Regions from separate parts of the Homo sapiens genome. Here regions 1, 2 and 4 are each linked to region 3. The links are chromatin loops, found by intact Hi-C in ENCODE. Cell type or tissue: dorsolateral prefrontal cortex. All regions are shown on one strand.

The links. Peaks named below come from ENCODE experiments on the same cell type or tissue, not always from the same donor. Only the 100,000 strongest peaks of a DNase experiment are listed, where the experiment ranks them.
Region 1: a loop joins it to region 3, with 13 times the contacts of the local background. A loop is called at or near these places in 14 of 110 quality-filtered maps.
Region 2: a loop joins it to region 3, with 7 times the contacts of the local background. A loop is called at or near these places in 78 of 110 quality-filtered maps.
Region 4: a loop joins it to region 3, with 11 times the contacts of the local background. A loop is called at or near these places in 59 of 110 quality-filtered maps.

The regions. Positions count from the first base shown.
Region 1 is chr21:40,843,044-40,851,043 of GRCh38, reverse strand. It overlaps DSCAM (DS cell adhesion molecule), which reads left to right and starts at 3,886. Exons shown (of 33, transcript NM_001389.5): 1 at 3,886-4,425. The coding sequence starts at 4,383. In dorsolateral prefrontal cortex, no CTCF peak of the experiment used is centred here; DNase peaks (open chromatin) are centred at 2,842, 3,876 and 7,413; H3K4me3 peaks cover 4,823 bases; H3K27ac peaks cover 5,129 bases; H3K27me3 peaks cover 1,773 bases.
Region 2 is chr21:40,139,156-40,147,155 of GRCh38, reverse strand. It overlaps DSCAM (DS cell adhesion molecule), which reads left to right. Exons shown (of 33, transcript NM_001389.5): 17 at 2,425-2,665; 18 at 4,452-4,598. Among named protein-coding and RNA genes, the nearest start is that of MIR4760, 69 kb to the left of the region's middle. In dorsolateral prefrontal cortex, CTCF peaks have their summits at 2,942 and 3,142 (motif pointing left); a DNase peak (open chromatin) is centred at 3,145.
Region 3 is chr21:41,064,263-41,072,262 of GRCh38, reverse strand. No RefSeq gene overlaps it. Among named protein-coding and RNA genes, the nearest start is that of LINC00323, 80 kb to the left of the region's middle. In dorsolateral prefrontal cortex, CTCF peaks have their summits at 684 (motif pointing right), 2,841 and 3,043 (motif pointing right); DNase peaks (open chromatin) are centred at 668, 3,062, 3,639 and 7,758; H3K4me3 peaks cover 1,095 bases; H3K27ac peaks cover 901 bases; H3K27me3 peaks cover 478 bases.
Region 4 is chr21:40,463,174-40,471,173 of GRCh38, reverse strand. The region is part of intron 3 of DSCAM (DS cell adhesion molecule); the gene reads left to right. Among named protein-coding and RNA genes, the nearest start is that of DSCAM-AS1, 84 kb to the right of the region's middle. In dorsolateral prefrontal cortex, CTCF peaks have their summits at 3,898 and 4,097 (motif pointing left); no DNase peak of the experiment used is centred here; H3K27ac peaks cover 1,850 bases.

The DNA of each region.
Region 1 (8,000 bases), 220 kb after region 3:
CACCCAAATCTACAGAAACCCTTCTCTGCCCCTTGCCATTTGACTTCAGGCATCTTGATCCTGTTGGGGTTTAACTGTATTCCCTTCTCTCCAAAAGATAGGGTGCAATCCTAACCCACAGTGCCTCAGAGTGGGACCCTATTTGAAAGTAGGGACATCAAAGGTTGCAAATGTAATAAGTTGAAATGAGATCATACTGGAGTAGGGTGAGTCTCTATTCTAACATAACCACCATTCTTGTAAGAAGAGTAGAGACGCCCAGACACTTGCAGGGATAAAGAAAGCCATGTGAAGACAGAAGGTGAGATCAGAAAGATGCAGCTGCAAGTCAAAGAGTGCCAAGGATGGCAGCAACCACTAGAGGCTGGATGAGAAAAGGGGAAGCTCTCCTGCAGGTTGCAGAAGAGGAGGTTCCTACCAACACCTTGGTTTTGGACTTTTAGCATTCCAAATTCTAAGACAATAGGTTCCTGTTGTTTTAAGTCACCCAGTTTGGGGACGTTTGTTTCAGCAGCCCTAGGCAACTAATGCAGGTCCCCCATGGGAAACTCCTTATTGCCTTGATCAGAATGAACCCCACAGGTCCAGCAGGACTGAGGCTTCCCACGGTGGAGACCTTACTGCCTAAAATGCCCTCCTTGCTCATCCCTGGCAACATTCAACCCCCAACCCTTCCTTTAGCACAAGGCTCAAAGGCCATTGCTTCATATATGCTCTTCCTGGTTCTCCAACAGAAAACAGAGGAGTAACAGATGCTATACTTGGATGATGTAACCTGGATGATGTAACTCCTCAAATGTGCATTGTTCCTTATTTAGCATCAGTCAAGTGAGCACCAAGGTGGCCTCTTTGACTTTACCTTTCTTCCCCTAGGATGGCTGACCCAGAGCTGCAGGAAGACAGAACTGGGGAAGGGAAAAGTCTGGATGGAATTGTTTCAGGTCAAAGGTTGATCTTCCAGAGGCTACACTGATTAGGAATACAAAAGGAGGAATCACTGGAAACCTAAGGTATTTTATAAAGTTAACTTTTCCAGATGTTTATACTCTCAGGGCAGAATCCCCTGTCCTTGACTCAGTTTTGCATGTTGACATCTTAACTGAATTTGAAAGCTCAACGTTCTTGCCATTTCCTCTGAGACTTCTATATGAAGTACAGTACTCACTTTCCCTCCTAAATTACCATGGCGCTTTATGTGTACACATGTGTGCATATCTGAGGACAGGCTCCGCCTTCTACCTGCATTAGAGATCTCCATTCCAGCCCACAAATACTTACCGAGCATGTACTTGGGCCAGGCCATGAGGATACCTTCCTGAACAGGAAAGAGTGTCTGGTCTCATGGAACTCACAGTTTAGTGAGAAATAAGTATGTTTCTTACTGAAGTCTATTACGTAAATACATTTGAAAAGACACTGGTGCATGTGTTAGGCCCATTCAAGGTCCTTCACCCATTCACCCTGTGGCAGATGCATTAATAGACAACCACGGAGAGGTGCACTCACACGGGGTCCCATCTGGTCCCAGGCAAAGAAGGGCCTGCACTTGGGGTTGAATTCTCTGTAGTCACCATCTTGAAATGTTTAATGATATCACCTCTGTTTTACCTTTTCTAAATCCAATGGGACAATGGAGCATGAAGAGGGCTTGGAGCCTTGGCTTCTGTACCATCCTGCTACCTGCCACCTGCCACCTCTCCTTTGGGAGAGGTTCTTGGCTGTCCACTTCCCAACCCCATGTTCCCCCAGCTCTTGAGCAGCCTCTGCCCCTGCAATTGTTGCTGCTTCCCAACAGGGTGGCAACTGCATCATTTTGGAACAGCAAGCCTGTGTTCTGCCACCACCTGCCATCTCTGGTGAGTGTATGGGCATGTGTGCAGGACAAGCACTGTGCAGGAGTTCAGAGAAAGGCCTCGCAGTGACCATCCCCTCAGCAGGCTGGCAGTGCCAGGGCACATTCCACAAGTGGCCAGAGGCTTGTGCCCACCTCCAATCCAGATACCCAGAGCTTCCCAGCATGGAGGTTGCAATCCCTGAGGGATCTCCTGTCCACTGTACATTGGGACAGTGGGCTGTGGGAGAGAGACAGTGGCTTCCCCACCCCCTAACTGTGGCTGGCCACAGCATGTGGGTGCAGCCAAGGGCAGGGAAGCAACTGGCAAGTGGAAGCCTCTTGTACTGCACTGAGTCACCTGGAAGGTCTGTGGGGTCTGTACAGGGGTGCATTCCCACGCCCAAGGAAGAGCAGCATGTAGCAGAAAACACCATGACTGGTTGAGAGAGGCAGGAAGAAAGGAGGAAGTGTTCTGTTTTAGCACTTGTTATGGTGCTTCTTTTTCATTTTGAGAAAGGAGCTCTCCATTTTCATTTTATAGTGGACCCCACAAATCATGTTTCCAGCCCTGCTCCCAAACTCAGTAACAGTTAACCACAGCCATCGCTAACTACAGTGACCATGTGCTGTCAACGGATGGAAAGATCTTCACACCTCTGTGAGTTAAGAACTGTGATAATTTCCAGTCTGCATATGAGGAAATTGAGGCTCGAGTCACATGCAGAAGCCCCACATCGGGGTAGTGGAGGAGCTGCAATTCGACCCTGGGTTTCCCTGACCCCAGTGCCTGGGCACCCTTGCAGGTGGCTAGTGTGCAAGTAAGAATTAATGAATAGGTCAACCAGCCAGATGCAGGGACAGAATCAGGCCCATCCCCTGCCTTCCTGGGTTGCATTTGGGAAGGACCAGGGACTGAGCACCCAGCATTTGCAAAGCCAGAGGATGCTGGTTCTGGTGCGTGGTACTGGGGGCTGGGCCTGCGCAGCCTGAGTGGGCGGCAGCACGTGATCACCTGCAGCTGCAGAGCCGTGGTGAGCCAGGCAGCATCACCGGCTCAGCTGACCCTTCCTGGTACACAGGGCCTGGCCATCTTGTGCCCAACCCTGGTAAAGCACCATTTTGTTTCTGCCTCACCATTTGCTTCTCCTGTGTTTTGTGAGCTGTCTGAGATGTGCATCATTCTTCTGTATTTGGAGGGGGACATGGAGCCCAGTTAGGATACCTAGTGCCTAGGAAAAAGCCTACTCAATTTCCCTTGAAAATGTCTCCCTTGACCCCCACCGAATGCTTTTTTTCAGTCCTGATTGTCCTGACTGTGAGCATTCCATCCTGGCTTCTACACTGGGGTGCATTCCAGCCCTGTCGGTCATTATATTGCAAAGTGATGGATAGATGTACGCCCTTGTGAGAGCTTTAATTTAAATATTATCATGACTTCAAGAATCATACAGAACATTCAGGAAATGTTAACATATTGACTTTTCACAGAAACGTGAAAGGGGCTATATGTTTGGGATTACTCAAATTATCAGCAATTTCAATCAGCTTTTTTATGCGCCATTCAGAGAGCAAAATTAGAAGTGCTTGTGTTTGCATTCTACCATGTATTCAAGATAATTAAAAATTAGCCCGTGAAATCATAGAGATCTTTACAGTAGCAGCAAGGATTTGGAAGGAGCATTTCCCTCTAAGCAAATGAACTGGACTTTTCTGAGAGTAAATACGGAATCGGAATCCAGCTGCACATTTTATTAAAACTACGAGCATTTCATGTTCACCTCTCCGTGGCTGGCCACCTTCCGCAATAGTCACCCCGGCCATCCCTTATTAGCAACCGGCAGGAAAATAACTAAAAATAAGCAGCTGTTGAAATGATTATTTAAGCCTCTAAGAAATTCCTCCTGATGACTGTGCGTGACTGTGCGGTGGCTGCGCTCTCCCCGGTCCTGCCTCAGTTCGGCTGCACGTCTCTGCTGCTGCTTTAAGACTGCAGAGCGCCCCAGCGGCCAGAGGCAGGGGAGGGGTCCCTGCTCGCCTCCGCGCTCGGCTTCACTCGCCCGGCTCGCAGGCAGGGAAGGTTGGCAGAGGGATCCATGTGACTGAGGCCGGAGCACGGCAAAGATGAGCCTGCCCGCCCGCCTGCTGCCTGGATGCGGAGGGTGAGGGCTGGCGCACGGGAGGCCGCTGGCTGCGCATTCTGGGCGCCGAGTGCCCGGGATGAGCTCACGCCCGCGTCTGCGGCTCTCTCCACCTGCCGACCTGCCGGGGGCCCACTGAGCTGACGGCGCACCTGGGCTCCGGCCGCAGCGTGGGGCGCGGCGCCCGGGAGCAGGTGTGCAGGAGCGCAGCGCGCGGCGAGCGCAGCCCTCGCTCCGGAGCCCGGCCGCGCCGCGTGCCCGGGCGGCTAGGCAGCGGCGGCGGCGGCGGCGGGCGGCGGGCGGGCGGCGGCCCCCGGGCAGGTGCCGAGCGGCGAGCGGAGCCGGGCCGGGCGGAGCGCGGGGGGCGAGGCCGGCGCGTCGCTCGCGGGAGGCCGGGGAGCGGCAGGGGCATGTGGATACTGGCTCTCTCCTTGTTCCAGAGCTTCGCGAATGGTGAGCCTTTCGGTTTGTGATGAATTTCGTTTCCTTATCATTGACCGGGGGGGCGGGGGGGTGGGGGGTGGCATTGGATGCATGGGTAAAGTCTTCTTTCTTTTTCCGCTTCATCTGTGTTTAAAATTTCGTGCTTTTATTTATTTTTTAAATATCATATTTATTTTTTGGGGGAGAAGAGGTGGCAATGGAGAGGCCCGGGAGAAATTGCTCTGTAATCATTGGAAGGCGCTTACCTAGCCAAGTGACAGCTCAGAGCCTAACTCCAGTACTAGAGAGCTGCCTCATTCAGAATAAACCAGGTTTGGTGACAGAAGGAGAGACAGGAAGATTGCCACTTTGAATATTACAACCTGGAAAGGGATGTGACATTCCAAGTGCACGCAAGTGGAGGGGTCAATGAGGAACATCTCCCTTCAGATTCAATGCTTTTTGAGATTTTTCAAACACGTAATTTCATGCTAGTACAATGTATCTCCAGCACCAAGGAGGGCTTTAAGAATGTTCTGTCCTTCTATGCACCCCGTGCTGCTTCATGCTCCTCACAGTCGTTTATGTAAAAATATGCACTGATAAGCATTACATCATCTGAAATGTTGACAAATTAAAAAAAAAAAAACACCTGTATAGTTGTAAAAATGAAATCAGTGAATATTGTAAATAGCATACATTTCCTCATGCCCAGCCAATATTATATTTTGAAATGATTTCTTCCTGGGTATTTAGAAAGCTATTGCTCTTGACTGAGTCAGACCCAATTAGTAAGTGTGACTGCACCTTAGGCTGCCTGTCACCGCATAAATATGAACTTACATGTATGAATGGCTTCCTCTCTTGTGGGAACCAGAGGAAATTGTCATCATTTGACATCGCCTGGGAGTAGCTACGGCTTAAATTCCCATTTCAAATTTTGGAACACACATCTGCATAAAATGTATAACCTACTGACAGTTGAAATTAAACCATTAAGCAGAATCCCCTAGCCAGAAGAGAGGAGAGAGAGAGAGAGAAAGAGAGGAGGGAGAGAGAGCGAGACAGACACAGAGACAGAGAGAGAGAGAGAGAGAGAGAGAGAGAGGAGAAGAAGAGAAGGTAAAAGAAGAGAAGAGAGGAAATCTGGCCCTTGTGAGAAAATACGAGAAGCAAAGGGGAGGCTCTAAGATTTTCCTGGAAGACACACAGGGAAGCTCTGTGTGTTGGCTGCAAGGCAGTGCATTTTCTTTGCCTACCTAGACAGTGCCTAAAGAATCAGCATACCAACAGGCCAGAAGAAATGCATGAGCATTGTCAATTTTTTAAAAAAACGGTGACTAAGAAAAGGTAGAGTTGAAAGAAGGTACTATCAAAATGAACATGAAAATGATACTTTGCTCTCCAGTATAACCTAAAGCAAAGTGTTTGAAACTTTCATTTTGAGATTTCCTAGCAGGAAAGAATTGCAACAAGTTCTGACAAGACACCCATCTTTCCCAGAGGGCACCATACCTGTCCTGTGTCCTCCTGGGAATTTCCCTTCAGGGACAGATGTGCTTAGGGAACATGCGGAGATGTGTCGGGGAAGTCAGCCCTTTCTGCTCTTCTGCTAATGCGACCTCCTAAGAAATGTAGAGATGCCTACACATGTGTTCCAAAGACACAGAGCCTTGACACCCTGTTTCGCCTGTCAGGGAGTACCTTTCTGAACTCCTTGGAAAGGCCTGGGTTATAAGAAGAAACAAAATTTGCACCCCATTGGGAAGTGTGTGTTTCAGGATGATGAAAGAGGCTGTGCTGGTTGTCAGTCAGCCAGTATTTATTTACAGTTTTAGCATTTTGTATGACAAAATGGTATGGAAGAATTTATGATACTGATACAGACTATTAGCCTCTGATACAGAGATGCTATATGTGTGTGTGACTTTTTTTCTGAATCAGCATTTTATAACTAAAATAAACAATCATAGAAATAATTATATATGGTAATACAATTATATGAAACCTCAAATATTCTGCAATATGAAAAATATATGCAAAAATTATGTAGGTACTCATATAGTGAGTTCTGCAAGTATTATTTTCAAGACTTTTAAAATCAACTGATAATCACCATTATTGTAATAAATATAGGTAGATTCCACAATATTAGACATAAACAGCAAACACAAATGAATATTTTACATTGCTGTATTACGTATTCTGATCCAATCTAGCAGAAGGCTATGGAACTGTCTTGTATAAAAATGCCCCTCTCTTTATATGATCAAGGATGAAAACATTAAAAGCCTGCTGTAAAGCTTTAGGATCTTTGAAGGGGGGAGGGGAAATCAGCTTTAAACAGTTTTCTAAGGTATGGTGTTCATTACATACTGGGGAAAGGATCATAAAATATATAGACATGTTGAAATAAAATAAGAATCCAGTTTGGAACTATGCCTGTTTGTAAGACCATATTTCAAAAATATAAGAGTAAATGGTTTCTACCTATCTGAATTAAACTTTAAAAAATTGAGAATATTTTTGTCAACAACTGTCATATTTTGTTATACCTCAACTTTGAAAAATTTCTGAATGTGTGTGATAAAAGATTGATGAATTCTAATACCTAAACTGATTATTGCTAGGCCTCAAGCATCAAAATGCCTGACATGATAACTTTTTTTTTTCATTTGTAAAAGATTATGTAGTTTAATATTTGGGGCTATTAAAATAAGCCCACAATACATCTGCATTTTAACAGTAGACAACAATATTTTTCTTATTGATGTATCAGAAGTACAGTTATTTCTTAATAAAAGTATGGTTGCTAGACAGGCTGCAGGCAGTATTTTTGAAAAAAAAAAAAAAAAAAAGAAGAAGTCAGTGACCAGGCCCTTCATAGGTTAAACCCTTAAATGAATGACCTCACCTGATGAGGTGCAGTATCGTGTTTTAAAGCAGTCAATTTGTTCTGCAATGTTCTGGAAATACACGCGAGCTTCTGTTACAGTGCAAGGAGCCAAGGTACACGTATGTGCAGACACTCACCCACACACGTCCCTCGGTGTCTTCTCAGCAAAGCTTCCTACTGCATTGTGTTTCATTACCATTTCTCCTGGTTTTAACCCCAGAGCACATTCTAGTTTAAAATTATTGCTAAAAGAAGAGCCAGGCCTTCAGACAAACAGAATGATGAAGAATTAGATTTATTATATGTAATATAGTTTTGCTAGTATCCTGGCATCTCTGTTTTTACACACACACACACACACACACACACACACACACACACACATGCATGCATTCCTGACATCATCTTTTCCTGAGCTGTGGGATTTTCAGTTCTACTGCATCCGCTTTCATGGGGCCTGAGGGTCATGGAGATTAGAGACGGTGGGGTGCTGGGAGTAAGAAGGTGCTCATTAAAGAGAAGATGAGTATGCAGCACCTTTGAGCTTCATCCATTCACTTGATAGGAAATTACAGAGCACACGCTTGCTATTTTATTTAATTAGAAGCAGACCTTTGTAAATACAAATGCACCTTAAGGACTTCAAAGGTGATTTTTATTTAATTCACATAAATGTATGTAAGGAAGAAATGTTATCAGGTGAACAATT
Region 2 (8,000 bases), 930 kb after region 3:
ACTTGCTGTCTTAGGGAGGCTTAAAGCCTCACCGGGAGCCAGTTGAACAATTAGAATATTTAATGGATGTAAATCTCATTTAAAAAATAATATTATTTTATTTGGGTCACTATATCTAACATTAAAACACTAGGTAAAATAGGGGAAATCTCTTTGTTGGTAAATTTGACTTATAGGTGACGTTTACAGGGAAATTCATTTGATTAATTAATTAGGTCACATAAATGTAATTCAGTGGTTGCAGCAAAACAATTTTCACATAGAGTAATTGAATTTTCAAAACATAGAATCTTGAAATCTATTTCTAAACAGTGAGAAAAGCCATAGCTCATCAATGCAAAAGCCAGCACATCTGTGGATTCAGAGGAGCATAGACATTTGTTTATAATAAAAAAGGTATGAGCTCTTCCACCAGGGTCTAACTCCGAGCCAACAGATACAAATAAATAAATGGTTTACGCGACTGTTTCACTGACACCTGCTGGCACCATGAATATACTAAATTAGATTGGCTGTTGGGAAAAGCAAGTGGAGTCCAAGAAAACCATAAATGGAGAAACTTGCTGTGAAAAACAAAAATGATTTTACTGCTCTTGGATAAGTCAGACTTACTACTAATGACAGGCTGAGGCATGGAATCCCCTGGGAAGTTATTATTAGGCAATCCATAAGTGTTTGCTGAATCCATCAATGCTGTTCATCAGCTCGAAACCTTCTTCTGACTTCTCATTGTCTGCCCTCCCCCGGTCACATTTGGCAGGTTTTCAAGGTCTTGCTCCACTCTGTCCGTTCCCTCCTGACTTACCGCTGGGCAGGTGTGCACCCTTTGCAGGCTCCACTCACCCCATCCTCCTTCTACTTCTCTGAGCCGTGCCCCGCCACCTCCCCCCCTCCGTCAAGCCCACCTGGGCTCTGAGTCTTCCCACCACTTCAGACCACCCATACTCACACTTTCTAGATGCCTGCTGGCCTTCACTTTCTTACCATGCATTTCCACACTTCATAGTTCTCTACAGGTTCTTAAGTGCTTATTTCCTCTCTGCAGGTCGATTATAAACACTTTCAGGACGGAGAAAGCTTTCAGAGGCTTGAGAGATCCAGATCCATAGTTTGTACTTAAATGTATGTGTGTACGTGTATATGTATATACATACATATGTACATGTATACATACATACACATGTATGTGTGTATGTATACATACACGCATACACATAAACACACATATCTGTTGACTGCCTGAAAGTCTACAAAACCTTTATTCCCTAGAGCCTCATCTTGGTGGCATTCGCATATCTTTTTTTACTTTTTGAGACTGAGTCTTGTTCTGTCACCCAGGCTGGAGTGCAGTGGGGCAATCTCAGCTCACTGCAACCTCCGCCTCCCGGGTTCAAGTGATTCTCCCATTTTAGCCTCCCAGGTAGCTGGGACTACAGACACCCACCACCATGCCTGGCTAATTTTTGTATTTTTAGCAGAGACGGGGTTTCACCATGTTGGCCAGGCTGTTCTTGAACTCCTGACCTCAAGTGATCCGCCCACCTCAGCCTCCCAAAGTGGTGGGATTACAGGTGTGAGCCACCGCGCCCAGCCTTATACCATCCTTGAAAAGGCTCTGGTTTCTAAATGAGTCCTACGCATCAGCCTAAATCCTACTTTGACCTGGTGGACCATCTTCACATCAGCAGGGTGGAGTTAGCACCAGCCTCTCTCTTGCCCCACATTTAATCACCCCCAAATCATTCCAGAATGATTCGGGGCTTCATGAAAGAGATTACCTTCCTATTGGGTGTGCACTCACCTTCCCATGCCAGTTTTCAACCTGGAAACACTGTGATTCTGGGATATTTCCTTAGAATGTAAGCTCCATGAGGACGGGGGTCTTTTCTTTTGTCTTCTTACATTTCCAAACTCAATTCTATTCCCTGGTGCCTGGAACAAGGCCTGGCACACAGCAGCGAGCCCGAGAGTTCTTGCTGGGTGCAGGCCTGAGGGTCAGTCTCACCCGGTCGTAAGCGTACCTGGAGACGCCACAAACATGATCTGTATTTTGACACTTTCTCGCCAGTTAGACAAGTCAACCAGTACATCATGAAGGACAGAATGAGAGCGCAGGCTCTGGGGCCCAACACCCATGTTCAGATTCCGCTCCTGCCATGCATACTCAGGTGACCTCCTGTGTCCATTGACGGTCCAGTGGCTCAGAGGGGCTGGGAGGGCCGGATGCATTCACAGGTAAAGGAAGGGTGCCTGGCACAGACCAAGTTGCACTGTACGTGGGTTTGCGGCTGCTACCGGACCACCGCCCCAGCATCGTGGCGATGACTCCACTTTATTTCTGCTTTCCTACGTGGGTGTGGGCGTTGATTTCGCTCTTGTCCTACCTCAAGACTTCTTTAGTGTGTTCTTTTCTCTCCTGTTTAGGCTCCCAAGAAACATTTGCAAAATGGGATTATCCGTGGCTACCAAATAGGTTACCGAGAGTACAGCACTGGGGGTAACTTCCAATTCAACATTATCAGTGTCGACACCAGCGGGGACAGTGAGGTTTACACCCTGGACAACCTGAATAAGTTCACTCAGTACGGCCTGGTGGTGCAGGCCTGTAACCGGGCCGGCACGGGGCCTTCTTCTCAGGAAATCATCACCACCACTCTCGAGGATGGTAGGTTCGGCCGGGGCCTGGTCGTGGCTTTTCCCTCCGCAAAGGTTCCCTCGGGTCTGCCCCGGGGCTCCCCCAACCTCGCACTCCCCCGCCCCACGACTTTGCAGTGACCTGCAGGGCCTGGGGTCTCGGGTGGAAAAGCCTTCCCTCGTGACCTCGCCCACCCCGCTGATCTGCCCGCCCTGGGGCAGGGCTGGACTGCAAAGCCAGCAAGTCCCTCCCTTTTCAGACTCTTCCTCATTCATTTCAGGTACAAGAATTGGGCTTTTCTGGAGTGAAAACAAGGCTCTCTCTATTACTGCAGAAGTCTCACGAGAATGCAGAAATGCTATTTGCTAAAAAACTTTCTCCCAAATGTTAAGAAGGTTTTTTAAAATTTATTTTATTTTTCATTGTTTCCTATTTTCAAGCATTCTGAGTACAGAGAAAAGGAATTTTCAGATTGCACAGTGATCGATCGCCCCCTAGCGGCCGAGATAAATTAATTAGCCCTTCCACCATGTCACTGAGAATAACCCAGAAGCTCAAATTTCCAGTAGTGCTTGAAAATAGAGAACCCTGGTATCCAGAGGCACAGTGTTTTAGGCAGGAAGTTAAGATATGGGGTTATTTGTAGCAATAAGTGGTAGCTTTGAAGGCAGGAAGCTGGCACTACATTTACCTCTTGTGCAGTTAGTCATTTGATCATAGATTTTTTTTTGAGACGGAGTCCGGCTCTCTCTCCCAGGCTGGAGTGCAGTGGCGCGATCTTGGCTCGCTGCAAGCTCCGCCTCCCGGGTTCACGCCATTCTCCTGCCTCAGCCTCCCGAGTAGCTGGGACTGCAGGCACCCGCCACCACGCCTGGCTAATTTTTTGTATTATTAGTAGAGACGGGTTTTCACCGTGTTAGCCAGGATGGTCTCGATCTCCTGACCTCGTGATCTGCCCGCCTCGGCCTCCAAAAGTGCTGGGATTAGAGGCGTGAGCCACCGCGCCCGGCCCTTGATCACAGGTTTGCGGAGGCAGATAGGACTTGCACCTGTAATATCTGACAATTTTTGCGAGGAGAGGAGTCTTCAATGACTTGCAGCCTGAACACTGGAATTGTCTATCTTCATAATTGCAATAGTCGTTAAATATGCCTTTGTTTTTGCTTCAATGCTCATTTTTCATTAAGATGCGTGTCTCAGCCAGTATTTTGCACCGCCCCAGCGCCAACATTTAAGGTTTACAAAAGCTCAGTACTAAAAATATTTTCAATATTCTTCTGACCTGTCTATGGTCTCTCTTCCCTCTAGAGAAAGGGATGAGGATGAGACAGGAGAAATCTATGATTATGTTTCTACTTTTTAGCACTTTACAATGGTTCAGCTTCCAATTTATATGCCAGATATTACTAAATACAGAGGTACCGTACTCTATAAAGTAAATGCAACTTAAAGAAGTAACTTCCAAGAGTAAGGGGAAAATAAATCAGACAAACAATGATTTTCTACTCAGGCAATAAAATTAAGAAGGGTACACGACTCAAGTCCCAACAACTGTCCTAAAAGTAAAGAAACTAAGTTGGAAAGAGAGACTATGGAATCCATTAGAATATATGCATTGACTCATGATATTTTACTGAGCACTGAGTTATCATAAGATTTTTCCAGGGAAGTGATCTTTGTTATTTTTTCTTTCATTTTGGGGTTGAGTGCAATTTTTTGCTTGCATATTGAAATATTAAAATACGTTGCTTTTTCGGTTATTGCTTTGCTCATAAACCACCCACAGTTATTACAGATTCTAATTATTTGATTTCAGTGCCCAGTTACCCCCCCGAAAATGTCCAAGCCATAGCAACATCACCAGAAAGCATATCAATATCCTGGTCCACACTTTCCAAGGAAGCCTTGAATGGAATTCTCCAGGGGTTCAGAGTCATTTACTGGGCCAACCTCATGGACGGAGGTAAGAGGACTAAACTAGGACTTTGGGTTTGCCTCCAGAGAATGCATGATGGAATTTGCAGACCCCTCCTAGTTCCTAACAAGGGGCTCAGGATATGGCGGGCACCTCTTTATCAATAGACACTTTCCCCTTTTCTGTCATCCCTCATCTGACATTTGAACAGGTCTCTTTGTTTAAAACATCACACACCTTCGAAACCCAAGTTGAAGCCTAGGCGGGGGCGGCACTTGGGAAATTTCAACATGGATGTATTTTCCTAATTATGTCTATGTCAAGGCTCTGCAGGCAGCACCAAAACCTCCATCTCTATCTAGAACATTCTGTGTGATATGTATTCTAAAATGTTGGCCTCTTCCTACTTCCCAAATAGAACTCCGCGGGGAAACGTTAAATTTCCTGTAGTTGTGCTGTAAGTGGGTGTGGGAAGAGTGCCCAGGCACATGGAGGGGGGCACTCAGGAGGGGGCCAGGAAGTTCAGGGCCCTCCCGTTTTGTCTCCTGTTTCTCTTTCTCCTCTTCCTTCCCCTTCTCCTCCTCTCTCTTTTCCTTGTTCTTTATCGTGTGTGTGTGTGTGTGTGTGTGTATTTCAAGTGGTAGGGCAAAATGTTCCTGTTTGTTTAGGGCAAGGCTTTGAATAAACGACTTTCTCAAGTGGACATAAGATTGGGGCCACAAGTTTCTTGCAGCAACACCTCAGTGTCTTCGCCCTCAGGCTGCGAGTGGTGCCCACCAGGCTGGGCCGGGCTGCGTGAGTGTGCTGGGGCAGAGCGAGGCTGCAGCCCCCAGCAGGAAAGGCCTCTGGAAGCCTGCTCACTGTCTCTGTCCCAAGCCTGGGGGGCCCACACCTGCCTCCTCCCCTGCCCTCCATTTCCAGCCCCCTCCTGCACCCCCCGTCACTGGACAGTACCTTCCCTCTTGTTTGGGGTTTCTTTTCTTTTTTTGAGACAGGGTCTCCCTCTGTCACCCAGGCTGGAGTGCAGTGGCACGATCTCAGCTCACTGCAACTCTCCACCTCCCCGGGCCCAAGCAATTCTCCTGCCTCAGCCTCCCAAGTAGCTAGGATTGCAGGCGTGCACCACCACACCTGGCTAATTTTCAGTATTTTTAGTAGAGATGGGGTTTCGCCAGCTTGGCCAGGCTGGTCTTGAACTCCTGGCCTCAAGTGATCTGCCCACCTTGGCCTCCCAAAGTGCTGGGATTACAGGCGTGACCCACCACGCCCAGCCTGGGGCTTCTTTCAACCCCTCTGACTGGGTGTGATCCCTGATGAGTGCTCACCTCTAATTTTGGGCAAATGCGGTCAAGGACCTATCCCTTCCCTGCTCAGGACCACCTGGATCTGTTCTACCAGGCAGACCCCTGTCCCCATGCAGGTAAACATAGGGCTCCACAGGTGGCAGCAGCCTCCACGGTTGGTGCAACAGTAAAGGCAAGAAGACACATGAGCAGCACAAGCATTACTGGCTCAGCGAGCATAGGCCTTTGAGCCTTAGCTCTGCATGTCCCTAACTGTGTCCCTAACATGTGTTTCTCAGGACTGAGAGCAGACCTCATGCCTTTGTTGCCACATGTAGTACCTGGAGCACTACCAGCCATGGGAGGCAATCTAGAAGGACCCCCCCCCGCCCTCCTTGGTCCTGCAGTAGACACATTTGCCAAACACCCACTCGACACTGAGCTCATGGGAAACACCAAGGTTGCTGTGTCTGTCCCTGTGGAGGTTCCAGACCAGTGACCGAGGGAGATGCTAATGAATACAGAACCACAGACCCAAGAAGGGACAGCCCCACAGAAGGGCAGATTTAAGTAGATGATTCTGTAACACCTTCACCCCTCCCACCTAAACACAAGTTTTAAAACACCCCAGAGTAAAGAGCAATGAAAATTTGCAAAAGTCATCTATTTTTATGGACAAAATACCATAGGATATCATTACATATGTTTCTTCTGATTTCTACTCCTTATATTGAGTGGATGAAATTAAATACCCTTAATGTTCTTTGAAAGGCAGTGTTATGCTAAGATGTCTTTTCTGTTCTTATTGGAAATATTTCAGAATCCAGTGGTGACTTCATCCACATCACCCATATTTTCTAAGCTCACTCACATTTGCTAGCATTGCCTGCTGGTATCTTCATTCTAAAATGAAAGATGTGGCTTCATACCTTTAAAGCTTTGAAAACTTGAATATTCAAAAACATAATTCTTTAAACAAAGAAATGCTTGGGAGTGTGCATGCAGCTTTTTAAAGATACTTTCACTCATGGGATTAAAATCAAAGTGATGAGATAAATGTGCGATGTAGAAGTCTGCACTTCATTTCCGAAAGATAAGCAAGAAACCTTCAGAAACATGAACCTGCCTGCGAATGGTCACTCTTCCTGCTACCTGAGAGATTTCGTTTATGAGGCAGGTCAGTTCACGGGGCTACTGGACACTTTTGCACAAACTCCCCAGACTGCAGCCTCCGGGACTGGCTGGATTCCCACAGACACTGAGCAGGAAGTGACTGCTGACCGACACCACATACACGTGCGCACACACCACACATACATGCACCCCACATACACCACACACCACACATACCACACACACACCTCACAAACATCACATACCACACCACACCCACACATATCCCACACTCACCACACACACCACACCTCACACACCCCACATGCACACACAACACACATACACACACCCCACATACACCACACATACCACACCACGCATACCACACACACACACCACACATACACCACATATCACACCACACACACATCCCTCATATACCACACGCCACATGACACACACCCCTCATACACATACACAAACTGCATGTACATCACCCACCACATGACACACACTCCATATACACCACATACCACACCACACGTACACAAACACCACATACACCTATGAAAGGAAAATATCTTTTTGGCCCCCAAAATCACTAAGGAAAAGTCAAGCTGGAAACTGCTCAGGGCCAACCTGCCTCCCATTCTATTCAAAGTCACCCCTCTGCTCACTGAGATAGATGCATATTTGATGGCCTCCTTTGGAAAGGCTGATCAGAAACTCAGAAGAACGCAACCCTTCCCCTCTCACCTACCTGTGACCTGTAAGTCCCCTCCCCGCTTCCTGTCTTCTTGCCTTTGCTTCAGGTTGTCCTGCCTTCCAGACCGAACCAATATACTTCTTACCTATATTGATTGATGTCTCACGTCTCCCTAAAATGTATAAAACCAAACTGTGCCCCGACCACCCTGGGCACGTGTTGTCAGGACCTCCTGAAGCTGTGTTGTGGGTACGTCCTCAACCTTCGCAAAATAAACTTTCTAAATTAACTGAGACCTGTCTCAGGTTTTCAGGGTCCACATACCACACCACACACACCCCACAT
Region 3 (8,000 bases):
TTTAAAATAAATATATTTAAAAATAATTTTAAAAACTTACTTTAAAAAATTAAAGTGTAATAAGAGCTTTACATTGATGTTCTCTGTGTACCTCTCTCTGTAGATTGGATTTAGCTGGTGAAATTTTGTTAAGCTCTGTGAGGCACCCCCCAGGAATCAGCTTCCTTGTTACCTGGAGGAAGCTGACAATCGATGTTAACTACCCTCAAAGTCTGGAATGAGGACTGAAAAGGAGCTGGATCACAAAGTAAGAAGACAAATCTTTCTTTCTCAGGACTGGTTTGGACTAACAGCTCTAGCAGCTTTGCACAGATGACTGATCCTGTGCCTAGGCCTGACACGTTCTCAACAGATGTTTCCTGAATCAAACATCTCCATAAAAATATAGTTCTTCAATGTGCTTCGGAAACATGGGTTTCATCAATTAAATGTGAGGCTCATCTATAAGGCATAAACCCTTCCAAATCAAATGCAGCAAATATGATCGTAAACTTGCTGTTATAGGAGATGCTATGCTATTCCACATAGTTTGTGAAAGGTCTGTAGCTTAAGAGGGAGGCAGGATTAAGTGGAATGTGGAGACCCCACATGTTTGAGGCGGGGTCTGTCTTAGCAAACGTGGCTGGCTGTATCACCACTGTGGACATGTGCCACCACTCGGGGGCGCCTTGCTGTCTCTGTAGGGTGCTGGAGACCCAGTTTGCAAGCCTGCAGCACTCTGCTGGTCGTTCTGGAAGCTCCTTTCCACATGGCCCAGAGATTCCCGTTAAGGTCTTTAGTTTAACTTTAATGAATGCTCCAGACCGTGGTGTTGACAGACAACAAATATGAGTTCCTGTGCAAGATGTCAATTTACTAGGCTCTTGCCAAATTTCTCTTTTCTTTTTTAAAAAGAATAGTACCATATTTGGAGGCTACATGTTTACATTTAGAGTTTAAAATGTGGACTGCTATAAAGGAATAAATTGAGAGATGGTTTGGTGGTTTACATTTTTCCCTTTGATATATAGCACATGTTAAAACCCCCAATGGCTTGCACAGTGCACACACCACACTCCTTGATGGGCCTGCCTGCTGGGTCTGGAATGTACAGGTCCACCTTCTGCCCAAACCCGGGCAGAGTGGGCTCTTGGCCCCGACCATCCCTTGAGCACATATATAACATGTGCTATATATCCCTTGATATATAGCACATATTAAAACCCCCAATGGCTTGCACAGTGCACACACCACACTCCCTGATGGGCCTGCCTGCTGGGTCTGGAATGTACAGGTCCACCTTCTGCCCAAACCCGGGCAGAGCGGGCTCTTAGCCCCGACATCCCTTGAGGCTCTTAGCCGCGAGCATCCCTTGAGTCTGCGGTGGGAAGCTAGACAGTGGGTTCCAGGCGGGCAGGCTGCCCAGTCCTCTTCTACCCTGTCCCTCATCATACCGTCTCTTCCTACCTCTCCCTCCATCCTTCTTTTCCTCCTAGCGAGCGTCCATTTCCTCCAGAGAGCTTGACACAGATAGACGGGAGAGAGAGAGAAGCTTGTCTTTTGTTGTTTATACAGCACGGTCCATTTTATTTTCTGGTTTGGATTTTGGACTCAAGTTTTGGAGTTTTCCTGTTGGAGTGAATGTCTTTGGGTGACTCTGCGTGTGGGGTGATGGCTGTCCCTGTGCCCCTTCTCTCAGCTTGCTCAGGGCGCCTCTCCACTTTCCAATCTTCCTCACCACACTGAACTTTGAAAAGGAGGGGATTGAAGGATTAAACATACATTTTTTTTTTTGAGACAGAATCTGGCTCTGTCTTTCCAGCTGGAGTGCAGTGATGCCATTGATCATGGCTCACTGCATCCTTAAACTCCCAGGCTCAAGCAATTCCCCTGTGTTGACCTCCCAAGCAGCTGGAATTACAGGTGCACCACAAGCCTGGCTAATTTTTTTTTAATTTTAATTTTTTTGTAGAGACAGAGCCTCACTATGTTGCCCAGGCTGGTTTCAAACTCCTGGCCTCAAGTGATCCTCCCACCATGGCCTCCCAAAGTGCTGGGATTACAGGCATGCGCCACCATACTTGGCAAATATATGGTTCTTTAAAGCCCTTCATGGCTCCATTTTTGGGGCTGCCATGAGTCTCTCTCGTACACTCTGGGGAGAGTGAGGAGGGAGGTGGAGAATAACATGGGGAGGGAGGGGGCAGTTTTTGCTGTGTGACCACCACACTCTGCCCAGGCCCCCCCTGAGGCCCTGGGCTACCTTTTCTGTACCCCATCACCCTCCCTACCCAGGAACCAGCCCTGGGCACCGACTGTGACTTCTCCGTGGCCAGGGGAAAGAAGAAGGCTTCAAGTGGATTGGGAGCAGCACATTAGATGTGTCAGCACAATTGCTCTTCTTTTCACATGCCCTCATTGGCATCATATGTGTATATATATAATTGTGGTAAAATGTACACAACATACAATTTACTTTTTTTCTTTTTTTGAGACAAAGTCTCGCTCTGTCGCCCAGGCTTGAGTGTGGTGGTATGATCTCAGCTCCCTGCAACCTCTGCCTCCTGGGTTCAAGTGATTCTCTTGCCTCAGTCTCCCTAGTAGTTAGGGTTACAGGCACCCGCGACCATGCCCAGCTAATTTTTGTATTTTTAGTAGAGATGGGGTGTCACCCTGTTGACCAGGCTGGTCTCGAACTCCTGACCTTAAGTGATCCGCCCGCCTCAGCCTCCCAAAGTGTTGGGATTACAGGCATGAGTCACCATGCCCAGCCCTACAATTTACCTTTTTAACCATTTTCAAGTGTACGGTTTAGTGGCATTAAGTGCATTCACATTGATGGTGCAGCCCCACCATCCTGTGTATGTTATTTTTCACATGTGCTTTCCAATTAATTATTTCCTGCATTCTTTCAGCCATAGGGGATATGTCTGGGCTATGATAAGCCTTCAAAATGAACAGGAGGTTTTGGGTGAAATGGCCCTGAGGGCAACACCGAGCAACTCAGGTCCAAGTGGCCGGTTCGACCAGGTCGTGACTCCTCAATGCCAGCAGAGGGCGCGAGCGGACCGACCCTTGCAGCTCCGGGCCTCCCGCTCCCCGCGGATGCGCAGACCCGGGAGGAGCGCTGGTCCAGAGCAGGTGCGGAGAGCAAGTCAGCCAGCACGCACCAAGCAAGAGTGCCGGGTGACGTAAGGAACGCGGGAGCCCAGCAACATGGGAGCTGTTTAATTTTTTCGCCAGTTTTCATCGGTGAACGGAATTCTCAAGGAACAATCTTTCTCCCCTCTCTCCCAGCCCGCCTCGTTCTTTGCTTCCGAGCTTTTCTGGTTCCAGGGGGCAGTTAGCAGCATTTTTGGGGTATTTTAAACGGGATGGGCGGTTCTGGGGTATCCAATACCACTCAAGGCAGGCAGAGGCCCATGGTGTGCTGCAACGTTGGTGTGAAATTTGACTGGGAGACAATCAGGAAATGAGAGAGCATTTCTCGACTCTGTAATGGTGTGGAGCGAGTCATATCTATCTAGAGATGGGTATGGCTGGGAACGCGAAATGTTTCTCCAAAGCCCCTGCAGTCACTCATGGCATTACTTAGAGAAGACATAGAAATCAGGACCTCCAGTCTTCACGTGTCTGAAGAGGACCTAGCTATGAATAGCAGAACACTCCACTGGCAGGGGGCTGGCTAGGCGGCAGCCATGCCCATTGTCTACAGGCAGCTGGGATATTTTTAGCAAACAACCAAGAGTAAAAGGAAGAATTCTTTAGGAAATGAAACTCTGGCAATTATAGCCACAGAGAGTCAGATAAAAACACACAGATATTGTCAACAAAAAACGTAAAAAACAACTCTATTATTTTTAAACCTGATAACCTAGAATTAGTTAAAAAGAAAACTCCACTCAAAAACAAAAATGACAAAAAAACAAAATTCAAACCAAAAAAACCCCATGATCTTTAAGAAATCTTTACTAGAAAACAACTCATTATCTAACAGATTTTTAAAAAGCATTTTCTCTTCTCAATGATGAAAAAGTACTTTCCCTCCTTGACCATTCACTACTCCTTGTCTATGAACAATTTCAGGAATTAAAAACAAAAACCAAAAATCAAACACCAAAAACCTCTTCTAACTTGCTTTTCGTCACTTTTTTTTTGTACTGCACTTTATTTTCCAGGTCATCTTGCTTTCGTATTAGCAAAAATACACTGAACTTTGGAGTCTCTTTCTTTCCTATCTCTAGCTGAAAAATAAAGTTCTCTTATGCAAATGAATGCCTTATGTCTGACTTTCTTGGGTCTATGTAATGGGGTTGCTGGCATTTCTTTGACCTCCTAGTAGAATAATTAGGTGCTCTAGTTACCAAGCAACAGAATGTCGGGTGACATAGGAGCAGAGATTTCTGGGCAGACACGGGAAAGATGGAGCCTGCCTCCTGGAGAGCCCAAACCGGGACTGCATCTCTGTGGGGACACTGAGCCTCCTGCCATCAAGGTTGATGCTTTCAGGTAGCCAACTTGGCTCCACTGCCCCCAGACTGGGCACAGATGGGATGCCTGCCCATCCTGCATCCCTGTGGACCTGATTGTATGCAGTGCCCATTTGAAGAATTCAGTCACCTCTTCACCATCAAGATCACTCAGTCCTTGGTCCTGGGGAGGAGGTATCGCCTGTCCATGTCTCTGGTATTAAAGTCTCGACGTGGCTGAGAGGGACTGACCCCATGCACTTAGGGTTCTGAATGGTGACTTTTGTGTGTCAGACTATAAAACCCCTAAAGAGGAAAAATACATATGGTAGCATGGGAAGATTTTCTCTGTCTTTAAAATTTTGTCTTGTAAAACCGAGTAAATTCTTGAAGTGGCACATCAACAAAAGAAGGATATTATACAAAGATGTATGGATAGGGCTATTGTCCCAAAATATCCATGTGTTTAGGGGAAAACTCCCAGAATGTCGACTGCGAATTTTCCTGATGTTGAGATTATGCGATTATGAGTAGCTTCTAATTATTGTCATACATTTCAATATTTTTCAAATTTTCTACAGTTGATGTTGCCTTTACATTAGAAAATATAAACATGTAAAACGTACCTCTGTATACATGTGTATGTGTGTGTTGTGTGTGTTGTATGTGTGTATGTATGTGTGTGTGGGTGTATTGTGTGTTGTTTATGTGTATGTATGTGTGTGTGTTATATGTATTTGTGTGTGTTGTGTGTGTTGTATGTGTGTATGTATGTGTGTGTGTTGTGTGTGTATGTGTGTGTTGTGTGTGTATGTATGTGTGTGTGTTGTGTGTGTGTGTTGTATGTGTATATGAATGTGTGTGCATATTTGCACAATGTCCCGGGGTTTGCTTTCCAAAATGTGATTGTCTTTGTATATCACCTAAAATCTGCTTATTCCTCCAGGGGGAAAAGGAAAAAACTCACTTCTGAGCAGGGCCCTGAGTTGCTTTGTGAACTGCTAGCACTTCCCCACGGCCCTGAGATTTGGCAGGTAGGAATCTTCTTCTTAGCCCCGTGATCCTCCTGCTGTGTTTTTGGCCCCGTCCCCGGAACTTAGATTCCTCAGCTGCAGTTCATAGTGATAAGAGGTAACATTGGTTGGGCACTTATTTCTTCACTGGATGCATATTTTCTCTCATTAGTCCTTGCACTGAGCCTGAGAGGGAGGCTCTGCCATCATCTCCACTTTTCCAATGACAAGACAAAGACACAGGTGTGGCCAAGACCCCTGCATCACCCACCAGCCACCCTGTTCCTTCTAAATGGGGTGGCGGGGCACCCCCAGGGCGTGTGAGGCTTACAAAATCAATTTCACCAAAGAGGTTCTTGGGAATTCAATAACATATTGAGATTAGTTGTTTAAAATACATTGAACATTTCAGTGTATCAAGTAGAGTCCACACACTTGGTCCAATCTAGGTCTGGGTGAGAAGGCTGCCTTCTTATGGGATCTGGTTGGATGCACAGGGGATAACAGGTCCCGCTGAGACACGGTGACCATGTGGTCCAGGCCTCTGTCGATGGGTTGCCTCCTGCTGTCTGGGCAAAGACCTGACCTCTGTGGATGTGAGAGACCGAGGTTTACGCACAGGCTCATGGCGGAGAGACTAAAGCAAGCACGGCCCAGACAAAGTCCGAGGTGATGCTGGGAGGAACTCCAAGACCGTCTGTCTGCTCTGTGGCTTTCCTGGTGCAAAACCCCTGCTGTGTTAGGGCTAAGGTCTACCTCATATGTCCCTGGAATAGGGAATGTATTCATTTACATTCTTACTCAAGAACATGGTTGATGTAACATGTTTCCCTGGCAGTCTATCTTGAGAAGTTTCATGGCAATCATTTTAACTAGCAACCACTCTAGAACAGTAATAGGCAAGTCAAGTTAGTGTCAGTCTATCCTAGACACATGCAGAACCACGAGTCTTTCTGAGGGATGATGACTGCATAGACTTCAGACACATGGCATGTTGAAATGGAGCAATTGTGAATGAAGCCCTAAGCAGCGTGGTGGACAGAAGTGTTGAAAAAACATCTGGAATGCTGAATTCTTATCGCTGCCAGTCACTGCATGACTCTGCAAGATTACAACTCTAAAATGCTCCTTATCTCAGGATTCTAACTAATTGTAACAACTCTGGTTTTTTTGATTGTCATACATTTAGGAGCAAGACAACTTTGCAGCTGTCTTTCCCTTAACAGATCACACAGTCTTCGTTTTTTTTTTTTTTTTTTTGAGACGGTCTCACTCTGTCACCCAGGCTGGAGTGCAGTGGTGCAATCTTAGCTCACAGCAACTTCTGCCTCCCAGGCTCAAGCAATCCTCCTGGCTCAGCCTCCCGAGTAGCTGGGACTACACACACCACCATGCCCAGCTTATTTTTGTACTTTTAGTAGAGACAGGGTTTCACCATGTTGACCAGGTTGGTCTTGAACTCCTGACCTCAAGTGATCTGCCCACCTCAGCAGACGATCTTGGAGTTCCTCCCAGCATCACCGCTGACTTTGTCTGGGCTGTGCTTGTTTTAGTCTCTCCACCATGAGCCTGTGCATAAACCTCGGTCTCTCACGTCCACACAGGTCAGGTCTTTGCCCAGACAGCAGGAGGCCACCCATTGACAGAGGCCTGGACTAGATGGCCACTGTGTCTCAGTGGGACCTGTTATCCCCTGTGCGTCCAACCTCCCAAAGTGCTACGATTACAGGCGTGAGCCACCAGGCCGAGTTGAGATCATGCAGTCTTTTGGCTCCAGGTTGTGACATTCTGTGGTGACTTCTAGTAGATCTCTGCTCAGACCCAGGCACTCATTTATTCAGTCAACAAATGTTTATGGAGCTAGGAAAATGAAGTGGGAGACAGTTCTCTGCCTTTAATGATTGCACCTCTTAGCAGAGATGCCCACAGCCCTCTAGACACAACGACACTTTGTGTTTGTGTGTAACAGACAGCGAGGACTCAGGTCAGGGTTTAACAGAAGTATGTTTGCACTAAACACATCTCTGTGGGTTTGGAGTTGGCCTGGCTGCGTCAGAGTGGAACGCAAATGAGGTTTAAGTTATGTGCAATTAGAAATTTCTCTTTTCCCCTTCGTCTGGTTTTGCTCATCGCTAATCTCATTTCTTGCTCTCATACCCATCATCTGTCCTGGCATCAACTTAGCAGAACAATGTCTATGAAATTAAATTCACAACAGCCTTGGCAGCTGATTCGGAATCTAGTCCTGATGTCATCTGGATCCTGGGCTGCGGCCAGTGTGGAGGCCCTGCAAGGAGCAGAGCAGCAGCGGCAAGGCCGTTTGTAGACAGGCCTGTTGAGCCCCGTCTCGCCTTGGGGAGGGCAGCAGGAGGCTGAGCTCTGTGCCGAGAAACTCCAGGGACCATTAGAAACCCTGGAATTGCTTCTTCCGGAACCTTAATCCCCATGACTTAAGGACACCAGGAGACAGACTTCCACCTTTTGGATAAAATCACTCCTAACAGTTAGCTAGTCACCTCCAAACAACACCGCATGCTAA
Region 4 (8,000 bases), 600 kb after region 3:
TTGCAGCTAACTGCTTGAAGTTCATGTTGGTTATGCTAAACCTTAGAGAAAGAAAGCTACCGTTTCTGAATCTTTACCACTTATGTTTTTATCCGCTCTGACACATTAAAGGGAGAAAAATACCAGTAAAGAAATGGCTAGAGAAAATGGAATATGACAGCTAGGGTCTAGGGAGGAAAACCGTGAAAATGTCTGTAATGAAAAGAAAATTGCTAGACAAAAATAATTTGTAATTTGTCTTCTACATGTGGCATTCTAAGACTACTGAATCAATATTGCAAGTTCTTTGTTAGCCATAATAATAGTAATTTTTAATAAATGCCCAGGTGAGGTGGCTCACACTTGTAATCCCATCACTTTGGGAGATCCAGGCAGGAGGATCCCTTTAGTCCAGGAGTTCAAGACCAGCCTAGGCACCATGGGGAAACCCTCTCTCTACAAAAAATACAAAGATTAGCCATACATGGTGGTGCAAACCTGTAGTTCCAGCTTCTTGGGAGGCCGAGGTGGGAGGATCTCTTGAGCTGGGGAGGTCAAGGCTGCAGTGAGCCAACAATCATGCCACTTTGCACTTCAGCCTGGGTGACAGAGAAGACTTTGTCTCAAAAACCTAATAAACAAAACACTTCAGGTGCATGACTAAGAGTAAGCTTCGTGTTGGGCTCAAAATGCTGTTCAGTTGAAGGCGCTGGAGAAGAGAGGGCAGAAAGCTCTTGGACTCTTGGACAGCCTCGCAGAAGCAAACCTTGCTCCAATGAGGGAGGCACCAAATGGCACAGGTGGCTTTGGCAGGACGTTATTGTAAGCCTGCCACGTTTCCGTGGCATACAGTTTAGGATCCAAGGTTCTTTAATATTGTGTTTCCATAGCTTTTTCCTGCAAGGCAGACACGTAACATTAATGAGCTCACAGCACTCTTGGTTTTAGTCGTAGTTACTGAATCCTCATTGGCTGAAAAGCTTTGTGTATTAAGTTACACAATTTTTTTCTTTTGCATCCAAACTTGAAATAAAACATACCAATTTGATTATTTTATATTAATTATAACATGACTTACGTCATTGTGGTTTATTGAGGTTAAAAATTGATGTGCTATACTCAGAAGACAGAAATGATTATTAAGATAAAAGAGGCCCCTGTAATTCTATGCCCCAGAGATTAACATTTTAAACATGTTGGAATAGATTTCTCCTTTCATTTTGCAGTGAAAATATATGGGATTACATTATTCTAAAACCGTTTTTTCCACTGAACCTATTACAGCACTTTTCCATGGACTACATATGCCTCATTGTTAAATTTTTTAGTCAAACACTACATGCAAATAATTTTAATGTCATATGGTTATAAAGAAATTATAACAACAAAAAACTGAGAATGCATTCCCCGTTTTCCTCCCACGAAGAAATCACTCTCATTATTTTTTAACTAAATTTCTGGTATTTAATTTTTTTCAATCTTATTCATGTATTTATTGACTTCATATTGTGATGGTTCAGAAATTTAGGTCACTTTGCCCATATTCCCATCCTCCCAGTATGTCTTACATTTTAGTTAAATCTATTATAATCATGTAAATATTAAGTGTCAAGCCAAGTTGTGTGCTATGATTACATTTTTCCTTTTTGCTTTAAACATCTAACATTTCCACACTTCAAAGCACAAAATGATTTTCCACATGTTCAACTTTGTCAGGGAATTTATTCTATTTTGTTTTTCCAGCAGAGACAGCTCCAGGAGCCCCTCTACCAGCCTCCAATCTGAAGGGGCTGCCACCTTAAGTATTCTTCTCATGTCTCCCCTATGCTGGATTTCCTATTTCCTAAATCCTGTGCTTTCCCATGTCTTTTTTTCTCCCTCCTTTCAGCGGGACATACCATCCATCATTTCTGAGAAAGGATGCATGAGAAGAACATTTTTAAGAACTTATGTTTGCAAAAAGAATATAAGTTTGGAAGTAATTTTTATCTTAGAAATTTTAAAAATTGCAAAGGGAATGATTTCTCCATTGTCTTTTAGCTGCCAGGGTAGGGGTTGTTATAGTTCTGATTGCTGACCTTCGGGTGTAAGTTCACTTTCTTCCTTTTGGGTGGGCAGTGTTGAGGCCATTCTCTTTATTCCTGAAGTCCCGTAACTTTATGAAGGTGTGTGTGGCTGTAGTGTGCTGGGCACTGAGTGGCATCTTGGAATGCAAACACTCCTGCCCCTCAATGTAGGGTGATTTCCCTGTATTTCTTTATGGATGATACCATTCCTACTCTTTCCACCTTTCTCTCCCGCTGGAATTTCTACTGTTCAAACAGACCTCCTGGATGGAGGTAATTTTTTTTTAAATCTTTATTATTTTGTTGTACAAATCTCCTCCTTTTTGACAGTTCAGAAATTTTCGACTTTTGGTTCTTTTCTTTATACTAACTTTCAGAAAATATCTACACTTCCATCTTAAATACCCAATAATCTGTTTCAGTTTAGCCAGAGAATAAACCCCTTAGGCTATCGAGATGCTTCTGGAAGCAGCATAATGTGCAGCTGAATGTGCAGGCGGGGCACGAGGACGCAGAATTTCAGGAAACCCCTCCTTGTTCAGCCCTTGCCCCACTCCAAACCCCAAAACCTTTGAGGCCTCCCCCTCCCCAATCCTGTGTGCAATATTTGCTGTTTTTCCATTTACTCCCTGACTTCAGATTGTTGAGCTTGAGTTCATGGACATTTCATAGTAACCCTGAAATATTATAAGTCTCTGAAATAGTGTATTTCTCTTCCTTTCTCTTCTCGCTCCTTCTCTTCCTCCTCTCTCTGTCTCTGCTATGAAATTAACTAGTTTCTTATTACAAACCAAAAAGTATCTCAGACAGGTCTCAATCGATTGAGGAGGTGCACCCAGGACACAGGTCTGTGCCTTCCTCCAAAGATGATTTTGAGGGTTTGGGGATTTAAAGGAGAAAGGGCAGATATTGGGGAAAGAGAAAGAGAATTTTAAATTTCAGTGAATCTTTATTTTTACATAAGATAAAATAAACATAGGGCAGAGGAAGCAAATCAGATGTGCATTTGTCTCAGATGGGCAGAGGAATGACTGAGTTCTGTCCTTCGTCCCGCACCTGTGAAGATAAGCTATCAATTTATCTCGTCAGGGTGAAATGCAACAGAACTATTTTAGGGTAAAGATCTTGGGGCCCGCAAGGAATTTCCTAGTGGGCAAATTGTGAGGGAGCTATGTAGTTTTTTTTTTTTTTTTTTTTTGGTTAATCTTTGTAGCTATCTTATTTTGGAATAAAATGGGAGGCAAGCTTGCCTGATATAGTTCCCAGCTTGACTTTTCCCTTGGGCTTAGTGATTTTGGGGTCCCACGATTTATTTTCCCCTCACATAATTGATGACATTTTAGTCCTTATTCCTTTACTTTTACTATTTTTAAAATTGCTTATAAAATCCCAATATTTGTGTATTTTTTAATCAATTCTTAGATAAGTTACTGCTTACTATAAATTCGTGTACATTTTACAATATTCCATATTTTAACAAATTACCCTCAAAGACATATCAAATTATTAAGTTTCATTTCTGGAAAGTATGTATAAAAGTGTTGATTCTTCTCTTACACTTCCTGACATTAAGCGTTATTTTTTAATCAATTTTATATACAAGTCAATTTTATGCCATCATTCATACTTCTAAATACGTACTTTTAGAAAGCTACATATTCCTGAAAACAGAACACTTATTCTTTCCACACAAAATAGTCATTTGAAAACTTCTGCAGATATAGACAAGTAAGTCATAAAACATTTAAATGTGTTTACAGAGATCAAGACTAATTATTTTGTAGATTAAATCTTTGTGTGCGTGTGTGTGTTTAAGAAGATTGTGGGGATTAAATCATTGTGTATATGCACAGTGTTTAAGAAGTTAATGTGCTGGAATTAAGAGGCAAAGGCAAATAAAATTGTTTCTAAAAATTTGTGACCTATCTTTGTGTCAGAAACAGCTTATATTTAAATTTGTTGTTTCTATAAGTCCACTTAATTGTCTTGATTGTTTAAATACAGGTAGAGTAATAATGATCAAAATCTGGGAGCCCTCTGGTGGCCAAAATATCTTTAGCTACAGACATACATCTTTGGCTTATGTTCTAGGTTCTCAAGATCTAGTTATTTTAAACTTCTTGAAAGTATAGGCATTTAAAAATAATCAACAGATGAACAAAGTGAAATAAACAAGAAAAAAATGTAATTGCATTAGGAAAACAATGTAAATTTGAAAAGTGATAGCCAGGTTCAACTCAGTTCTTGTAAGTGTTTTTGGAAACTGGCAAAAATCAAATGCATGTATTTGTCCGGGAGAAGCCACAGTATCATTGGAACCTTGTCCACTCTCAGCAATGCAAAAGCCCTTTGAGGTGGTCCCATAGAAATTTATAACATGTTACCCTCAATGAAGTGAAGGCATTTAAATTGGAGGAAAAAAGAAAAGAGGTGTGTTAGCTGTCTTCAGAGGTCAGAAGGGATTCTTTGTCATAGGATCACATTCCTTACCTGGACAGTGCAGGGAGAAACGGAAGCTGAAAAAACAAAACAAAACAAACAAACAGTTTCAAGTCCATTTAAGAAATAAATTATTATTAAAAACTATTTTTAAAAATGGACTGCCTTGATAAGCAGTGAGTTGCCCATCACTGTGAGTACTCAAGCAGGGAGATGGAAACACACTTGTTAGAATTGCCATGGAGGGGACTCAGGCTCTCAAGCTTGGGTCTAAAGTACATGGTCTCTTCCAGTGCTGTAACCCTGGGGCTACGTGGATCAACAATCAACCATCAGGTAGGAACTGTTGATGGCCTCAGAGCCTGTCTCTTTAAATCAGAGTTTCAGGAATGAAAAGTGATATTGGCATGAGAGGTCTTGGGTCTAGACAGGAGTGAATGTCATTTGTCTCAAGTTCTAGGAGGGGTAGATGTATCCAGCTGCATGCCGCCTTACTTCTGAAGGGATAAAAGCAGAGATGGCTTCTGATCTCCAGCAACTCCTTAGTTGTTCATAAGCAATGAATTTAGAATCACAGATGGGACCACACATATGTCTGTGGGATGCTGGCGTTTCTTTCTGAACAACAGTTCCATTTTTATTGCACTCCTTGTGACCACATCTGCATGTTTCACAGTCTTTTTGAGATTTTTGCAGGCATGATTCCGTCACCCAAAACAGCAAGGATATGCTACTCTTATTTCTATGCCTTCAAAAACAAACAGATCTGCAGATTTGACAACCTTGCTGAAAATATTTTTTTTTTTTTTACCAAACGTGTTTATAATCAAACAAGTTGTCAGAACAAGGGGTCATTGTTGCTTTCTCAAGTATTTCAAGAGTAAGCTGTAATGGCATTTGGAGAGAGAATATAATTTTATTCTCTAGAACAGGGGTGTCCAGTCTTTTGGCTTCCCTGGGGAACATTGGAAGAAGAATTGTCTTGGGCCACTCATAAAATACCCTAATGATAGCTGATGAACTAAAATAAATTGCAAAAATGTCTCATGTTTTAAGAAAGTTTACACATTAGTGTTGGGCCACATTCAAAGCCGTCCTGGGCCGCGGGTGGCCTGCACGCCACGGGTGGGACATGCGTGCTCTAAAGGAAATGAGATGAATGGCTCGTCTCATTATTTTTAATGGAACAGAGCTTCTGTAGTTGATCTGGATCCATTTGAACAGGTGATTTAACCCACTTGGGTGCCTCAGTTTACTCATCATTGAAGGTACCTTTTCACATGCAGTTCTATATCAAATGTTCAAACAGAGCTTTTGGGAGACGTTTAAGCTCAGACCTGAAAGAAGAGAAAGAGCCGCTCATGATAACTGGAATAACAGCATTGTGGGGAGAGAGAAAAGCAGGTGCAAAGGAGGCCAAGAAGCATTTCATGTGTTTCGTGCAGCAAAAGGACAACACATCCCAAGCCAAGTAGTAGAAGGATAGATTGATGAGAAAGGATGTTGAAGAGACACACTGATGCCAGATCTTGCAAGATCTTATATGTACATGAAGGGAATTGGGATCTTATTTTAGTGCAAAGACGAGCCACTTTTAAGCATTTTAAACAGACGAAAACAATTTTATTTACATGGTTCAAAGATGGTTCTGGGCCAGATGCGGTGGCTCACACCTGTAATCCCAGCACTTCGGGAGGCCAAGGCAGGCGGATCATGAGATAAAGAGATCGATACCATCCTAGCCAACGTGGTGAAACCTCATCTCTACTAAAAATACAAAAATTAGCTGGGCATGGTGATGTGTGCCTGTAGTCCCAGCTACTCGGGAGGCTGAGGACAGAGAATTGCATGGATCTGGGAGGCAGAGGTTGCAGTGAGCTGAGATTGCACCACCGTGCTCCAGCCTGGCAACAGAGCGAGACTCTGCTTCAAAAAAAAAAAAAAAAGATGGTTCTGGGGAGAATGAATTAGTGACGGAACAGGAACAGATGCAGAGAATCCAGGTGCACTTGGGACTGAACAGGGTGGCTCTTTCAAAGATGGAGGAAAGTGGGTAGAAGTCGGATATATTTTAAAAGTGGGCTGGACAGGAGTACCCTGATGTTGCAAGTGAGGAAAACTGAAGAGTCGCAATGACTCCTGTTTTGTTTTTGCTTGGACAGTGCTTGTAGATAGAATGAAAAGCAATGCCTTTGTGTGTATGGGGGTTCTAAAGTGAGGGAGTCATGAACTGAGGCTCAGCTTTGGGAACCTTACATTTAAGTGACTGTGAACAGTTTCTACCTTCCTCTGAGCCTGTTCTCTATTTTTCCCCATTGTACTCATCACTTTCTAACATGCTACCTAGTTTATTTATCTTGTTTATTGTTTCTTGTCAATCTCCCTGCTCCACCTGCTCCCTGCTCCTGCATTGAAAGGAAGGTCCATGTGGGCAGCGATTTACTGATTTACTTTTATTGATGTTCCCAGAACAGTCCCGGAGCCTCCAAGGCATTCAGAGAACCTCTGTAGAGGTGTGAAGGAAGCAGTCAGGCTGCAGAGTTCAAAAGAGAGACTTGGGAGATAGAAATGTGGGAGAAATTCATATGTGGATGGTAAAATCATGAAAATGGATATGGTTACCTCAGGAAAGAGTGTGCAGATGGTTCAGGAAACAGCTGGAGAATCTCTAGTTGATGTTTGGAGGGGAAGGATGAGATGGCAAAGCAGAACCAGCAGTGGGCATTTTATCAGGTGAGAGGTTAGAGGGGGATTGTCCTAGAAGCCAAGAAAAGAGAGGAATTTCAGAAAAGGAGGTGCTCACCTTCAGAGGTGCTTTCTAGTGAAGTATGAGGTAAGGCCAACAGTTGCGGGATGGGTGTCTAGGGATGAGAAGACAAATGATGGAGCTCAGGGAACAAGAAGGATGCCAAAGAGGCTGGAAGCAGATGTTAATGATGGTGCAGCCTTCTGGAACCAGCCTCTAAGGAGCAGGGGTCTGGACCTGCACATGGATGGGTGGTGCCAATCTGTGATTTGAAAGCCAGCATGGGGACCAAGGATGGACCTTCTCTTTATCTGGTCCTGATGAAGGTCAGGAAGAGCAGCAGCCTATGTTGCAAAGGATGGGGTGAGATTGGGTCTACAGAGGATGCCCAAGTTTCAGTTAAGACCTGGGGAAAGTGGGGATGATCAGAGCCTATGCTGCTGATATTGGAGGGGAATTTCAGAGAACACACTGGAAGAACTGATGGAAGAAGGGGTGATTGGACAAATGAGCAGACATTCAGTGCAATACCGGGTGGTCTCGGTATGAGCAGTGAGGCTTGCATTTCTGATGCTGATTGAGATGGACAGAAGAATATCAGGGCACTGGGCATAGTTGTTATTGGATGTTCAGCTATGTCCAGCTCACCACATGTGATTTAAACTAGGCATTTGGGGTTTATTTTTAAAGTGCATTTTAGAAATTCCCAGATAACTCCTTGCTTGCAAGCCATTATCTAGTAGGTGTGCAATAATAATGAGCTTCTCAAT